Regions from separate parts of the Mus musculus genome. Here region 1 is linked to region 2. The links are chromatin loops, found by intact Hi-C in ENCODE. Cell type or tissue: left cerebral cortex. All regions are shown on one strand. Each heading gives the region's core, and the rest is flanking DNA. Links, peaks and the distances in the headings are about the cores only.

Evidence for each region. Peaks named below come from ENCODE experiments on the same cell type or tissue, not always from the same donor. Only the 100,000 strongest peaks of a DNase experiment are listed, where the experiment ranks them.
Region 1: a loop joins it to region 2, with 2.1 times the contacts of the local background. A loop is called at or near these places in 5 of 42 quality-filtered maps.

The regions. Positions count from the first base shown.
Region 1 is chr3:143,741,968-143,744,771 of GRCm38, reverse strand. Gm33867 (a long non-coding RNA gene) reads right to left here and starts at 1,494. Exons shown (of 4, transcript XR_867684.2): 1 at 1,285-1,494. In left cerebral cortex, for the core only: a CTCF peak has its summit at 1,782 (motif pointing left); DNase peaks (open chromatin) are centred at 930 and 1,739; H3K27ac peaks cover 304 bases.
Region 2 is chr3:144,206,374-144,209,177 of GRCm38, reverse strand. No RefSeq gene overlaps it. Among named protein-coding and RNA genes, the nearest start is that of Lmo4, 2.5 kb to the right of the region's middle. In left cerebral cortex, for the core only: a CTCF peak has its summit at 1,421; a DNase peak (open chromatin) is centred at 1,414.

The sequences.
Region 1 (2,804 bases), core at 257-2,756, 460 kb after region 2:
CCAATGTGCAGCTCTGTCTGCTTTTCTGAATTGAATTGACCTCACAGTGCTGTAAAAATGTAACTTTCATTGACTTCAATGCAAACCACTTAATCCCTGGAAATTAATCGAGGGAGTTTGAGTTTGAATTTCCCTGGTGTTATTGGCCTATGGAAAATCTTGTTACTTATGTCTTCCTTTTGTGTGTTACATCGTTACTTCTAAGAGATCACCACAGCCATCTCCTGTTTCTGTTAACACTCAGAAAATCCAAGTGGGTTTACTTCTTAAATTGCTAATAACCTTACCCAGTCAGACAAATTATCAAGTATATGGACGACAGTTGAACACAAACTCATCTTATTTTATGAAGGCAAAAAATATAAAAATACCAAGATTTCCATTTTGAGAGTAAAAACTGCCAGAGCGAATTACTGGGAATGCAGTTCAACATGATGAGATGCCATAAATTATACTGAGTATTTCTTTGTGTAGGTATTTGGGCCTGTATGCTCTTATTGATGAAGCGCCAGTCTCCTTGCCTCTTTTTGCTTAGGAGGACTAACAATTGCATTACCCTGGGAGAGAATTTACTTCTATTAGCTGACTGTGGCACTTAGACAGAAAACTCATATTGTTTTGTAAGAATTTTGACGGAAAAAAAAACAAAAACAAAAACAAAAACAAAAAACAACGTTCCCATAAGAATGTCTTGTACCCTAAACTGACTGCTACCTGCCTTGAGTTCTTTTGGTCTCTCCTACCAAAAAGCTAAGGATGGTCCTTTCACCCAAATTAAAAGTAGGATCCAGTGTAGAAAGCTTGCTCTGCTACGACACAGCAAATGCGAGGCTGCATAAAGATTCTTCCCAAACAAAAGTCTGGCAGAACTCAGGAATCAGAACAGAAGGTAAAACGGAGTTCTCCCAGGCTACACTGGAAGCTCTCGAAGCATGCTGGATGAATCCCCACACACTCTCCCCGAGCAGGCATGCGTTTTTGGCAATGGAAAAGTCCTCTGTTTAGGTTCTGCCATTTGATTTTCAAGAAATTGCGGTAGTATACAAAAGTGAAAAAGAAAAAATCAAGACATTTCAGTTCCATATGTGTGAGGAATTGCTTCAAGACTGACCAGCTGCATTTCAGCAGAACCTGTTTGAAAGCTTGGGAGGAAGGCTCAGGAGTTAGCGAGGCGAGCCCCCTCCTCGCCCCCCGCCCCTCCCCCCATGTTAGTCAGTCTGTAAAAGATTAATCCTAATGAGCCGTTTTCTCCAGGCGGGCACACCCAGGCTTTACCTCACATACCTGCGATTTCTCAACGTTTGGGCCAAAATGTGTACACTCCAGTGCTGATAGACGGCATCTTTCCAGAAACCATTAACCACAGTATTAGCTGTAATAACTTAGTTTAAGGAATGAAGCCGAGCAGGGTGGCTCAGCTTCGCTGTGGAAGCAATTTTTTTTTTTTTTTTTGCGGGGGGCAGGGGATAAAAACAAGCATGTAGATGGGACTCGGGTTTCTTAAACCGGAAGGAGAAGCTAGTCCAGTTCCCTCTCGTTTCAATTTTACTGAGTGGCCACCACCTCCTCCTCTGAGCCATTGCTGGTCATCCTGCAGCAGGTTGTGACAGTAACCTAACTGATTTCTACACTCAATGGCAGCCACTGTGATAGAGTATAAAGTTCTTTACTCAAAGAGTCAGATTCGGGCAGATTGACCTTCCTGATGGCGCTGCCAGACTTTGGGAGGACGGCTGCACACAGGGCAACTGTGCTGATCCAGGGGACAGCAGCAGTTAGCTCCATCTACAGGGTGATCCAGCACTGTCCTCGCACATGGAGGGGGTCACTCACTGTGAACTATGGCTAGAGATTACAGATGATAGCATGGGCATACCACTACAGCCATGACGTTAACTTTCACTTCTGTTCCGTGACTGATTTGCCTTATTAAACTTTTTTTTTAAGAGATTTCTTTTTATATCTTATTTTTCTCATCCATCTTGGAGACTGTTGTGACTGTTGGAGCTGAGAAGGATAAGAGTTAAGGGAGGAAAAGAGCCACAAAGACAGAGAAGCAATGAACAGAGGGCACAAAACAGGGAGGAGTCTACATCCAGGTGCCGGTAGCATTTGATCTGCACAGATGCTCAAATCAGTCACTCACTGAATAATTGTGCACACAAATGTATGCCCAGAGAAGTTCTAAGGGAGGTTCCAAGCAAACCAGCACAGCTCCTTACCTTAAAAGGCTTACATTTTGTAGAAATCAGAACAGCATTAGCTAACAGCACTGTGTTCTTTCGACCAAGGTCTAGCATGAAGCAAAGTGCCTTAACTTTCCATAAACCATGTGATTAATTACTAACATTTCCTCCACTTTGTTGATAGGAAATTTGAGGCTCAGATAAAACAAGCAACTTTTTTCTAATACCATACAACCAATAAATGGGCAGTCTAGGAATCACGTCTAGACCTTCTGAACTCAGGGGGGTTCAGATTGTGTTACAGTAGCTCTCCCAGGACACATCGGATAGTGCTAGCAGCTCATTGGAAGAAAAGCAGAGTAGAGGCAGGGAAAATTCTATACTCAGGAGGAAGAACTGATTTCTTCTCATTTTACTGGGAAGCTGCTCATGGACTCTCAGTTGCTCCACTGTCCATGGCTGTTCTGACTCTCTGCATGCCCGCTATGAAATGATTGGACGTTATTTGAAGGACATTGAAGTTCTCTCCCACCTGTCCGACAGTCTGACTCAAAATTGTGAGAGAAGCTTTGAAAACAGACTGCTTACCAGTGATGGTCTGTGCACTCCAGCATGAGA
Region 2 (2,804 bases), core at 84-2,583:
TCTTCACTATGGTTTTAATTTCCTCATAAGATACACGTTAGGCTAGGTCTTTCTATCTAAAACTAAGTAGCATAAATAATTAAATAATTCGGTGGGATAGTTACCACATATAATCACTGAGAGTTTTTTTTTTTTTTTTTTAAATGCTGGAATAAAGCAACTGCTTCTTTTATCACGTGAAACAGTTCTTTCTCACCCCTCCCTTTCCTTCTCTTTCTTTCAAAACAGTTCGTTTTTGAGACAAAAATCTCATGTGGCTTAAGCTGTCTTGGACTTTTCTACACAGCCGAGGATGACCCGGAGTTTCTGATTCTCCCATGAGCTCCTTCTGAGCCGCAGGACCGCAGGCGTGCGCTACCACACCCGGTACGAGACTCCGGATCATACCTGCGGTACCAACGCTCGACCAACTGAGTTATATTCCCTAGTTCCCGCCTTGCTTTTCCCTTCTTCCTGTTTTCATTCCTCTTCTTTCCCCTTTTGAGGGTCTTGGTGGCTACAAATTTCCCAGGTCAAGCGGTCTTCCTTCCTCAGACTCCCAAGTGTCTGGGATAATAGGCACGGATGAGCAGTATCAAAACCTGTTCAGTTTTAACTCCTATTCTTACAAGCTTCAGCGTTCCTGGGTCCTAGTTACTGCACTGTGTGCCGCACACCCAGCCTAGAGAAACGCAACCCACCAGCTAGTCTACCTTAGTGTTTAGTTCCCTCACTATGGCAACTCTACTGGACCTTTGGAGTTCTAAGGATCTCTCTGATGGCAGAGTAATGGACAATCATCCTTGTAAAATGTCCTTTCTAAACAGCCTCCAATCAGAAACCAGCTTTGCACTGGCCTTCTAAGGGCACAATCTCTTCTCCTTTTCCTCATCAAAGAGCTAGATGCTTATCTTCAACTCCTGCCTATAAAGTCCAGGAGTAAGACCTTAGTTGAGAAGATGAAGTACAGAAAAATAATTTCAGGGCAAGTAGGGAAAGCAAAGGCTTTATCTGGGATCCATTCGGCTCCTATGTTGAATAAAGCCCCTGAAACGGGTTGTGTTTCTTTAAAAAAAAAAAAAAGTACCGGAGTTGTATGTCTCATTTTAGATAACTGGCTGAATGGTGACATCAGCAGGTCTTCCCAGGCCAACAGACACAATGCAACAGTATTCGGAATGAGTTAATTTTACTTTACATTACAATGATTTCTTGGAGCTATTTTTATAATGGTCTGAACACTTGTATTATATGTACCCTTCTCCAGCAGGGACTTGTATAGCATTTTTGAGTGTTTAGGATCACTGAAATCAGACTGGCATTGGTTTTTCTCTCAGTCCAGGCGCTTTTGAGAATACAGAGGGGAATCTTGCTGCTACCTGGAAGAGACAGGGATGTTTGGAGAGTAAAGGATGCAGAAATAAAGACTACCCAGAGGTGGCGCTGTGGTTAAAGTACACCTGAATTTTGATTACAGTGACTGCATTCCCTTCCTACTCCTCAAAGATGTTAGCCTCTACAACCTTTGAGCTTCTGTAACCACAGTGAAGCAAGATTTCTGGTAATATATCCCCGCCCATTCCACTTTACTGGAGTGTGTGTGCAGACTTCACACACAATCCGAATCAAAACACTAAAACCACCTCTAAAAGTTTAGGCCCCGGGGTAGCCTGGAGACAAAAGTTCAAAGTCCCATCTTTCCGACCCTTCCCCTTTCCTTCCCTCCACAAAGACCACCCAGACCCTTAGAGAGTCATTTAGTGATACCTGAGCACATTCCCCCTTAATTTACAACATTTCATTTTAGAATTACATATTCATTTTCATGTTCATACTTTAGGAAATACCACAACTCACCATGATTCTGTATGATATGTGTGCTGGTTTTTGTTTTTGTTTTTTTTTAAATCATTTTAAAGGAAAAGAAAATAAAGACCTTTTTTTTTTATGTACAATAAGGGGCTTGTACAGGTATGGAAATCTTCCCATATGATGTATTTTAATACAACAGTAGCCATGAAGATCTTGTGCAGGCCCGAAATCTCAGAGGGGAAGCAGAAGTATATCTACTTCTGCATCTGGTCTTAAAAGCAAAAAATCCCTGATTGCCTAGTTTTGATTGATTTAAATTGTAATGAGTCAGAGATGAACCCAGATATTACAATGTCTTATATCTTAAAGTGTCCTCTCCTCCTTTGAGGTTATTGTTTTGCTTTGCTTTGGGTTTTTTGTTAGGACAAAATAATAATAATAATAAAAAAACCTCTTTCCTAAATTGGTCTGTTTTCATCATGACCTTCTGCAGCTGTTGTCTGTATAGGACATTCCAATTATTATCACGTTGATTTTTTTTTAATAAAAAAGCTTTTAAGGTGAATGATCATAAGAACACAACGTTAAATACAAATCCATAAAAATAATTTTTAACTGTAGCATGTTAGGAACTCAAGGAGCTAGAATCCAGAAATGAGTATTTTTAACTGGTATTAAAACCACCCTCTTCCTGGTTTCATAGGCAATATTTATTCCTTTGCCCTAATTTTGGCAGTTTAAAGAACCAAAATTCTGCACACAGCTGCTAGGACTGTAGATTTTTTGCCTGATTTTTCTTCAACTTCCTTTCTTCCAAGCTTCTCCCACAAGACTGGTTTTAGTTAATGATACTTAGCAGTACAGCTTTGCACTTCCATGATAATTTCCAACAGAAAAATCTCTCTGGAACTTACTATTAATAATCAACCCTAGTATTAACCTCAGATCGGAGATTTATTAAACCTATTTGGCAGAGTAAAGTTGAATAACTTGATGTTCAAGGATCCAGGCTG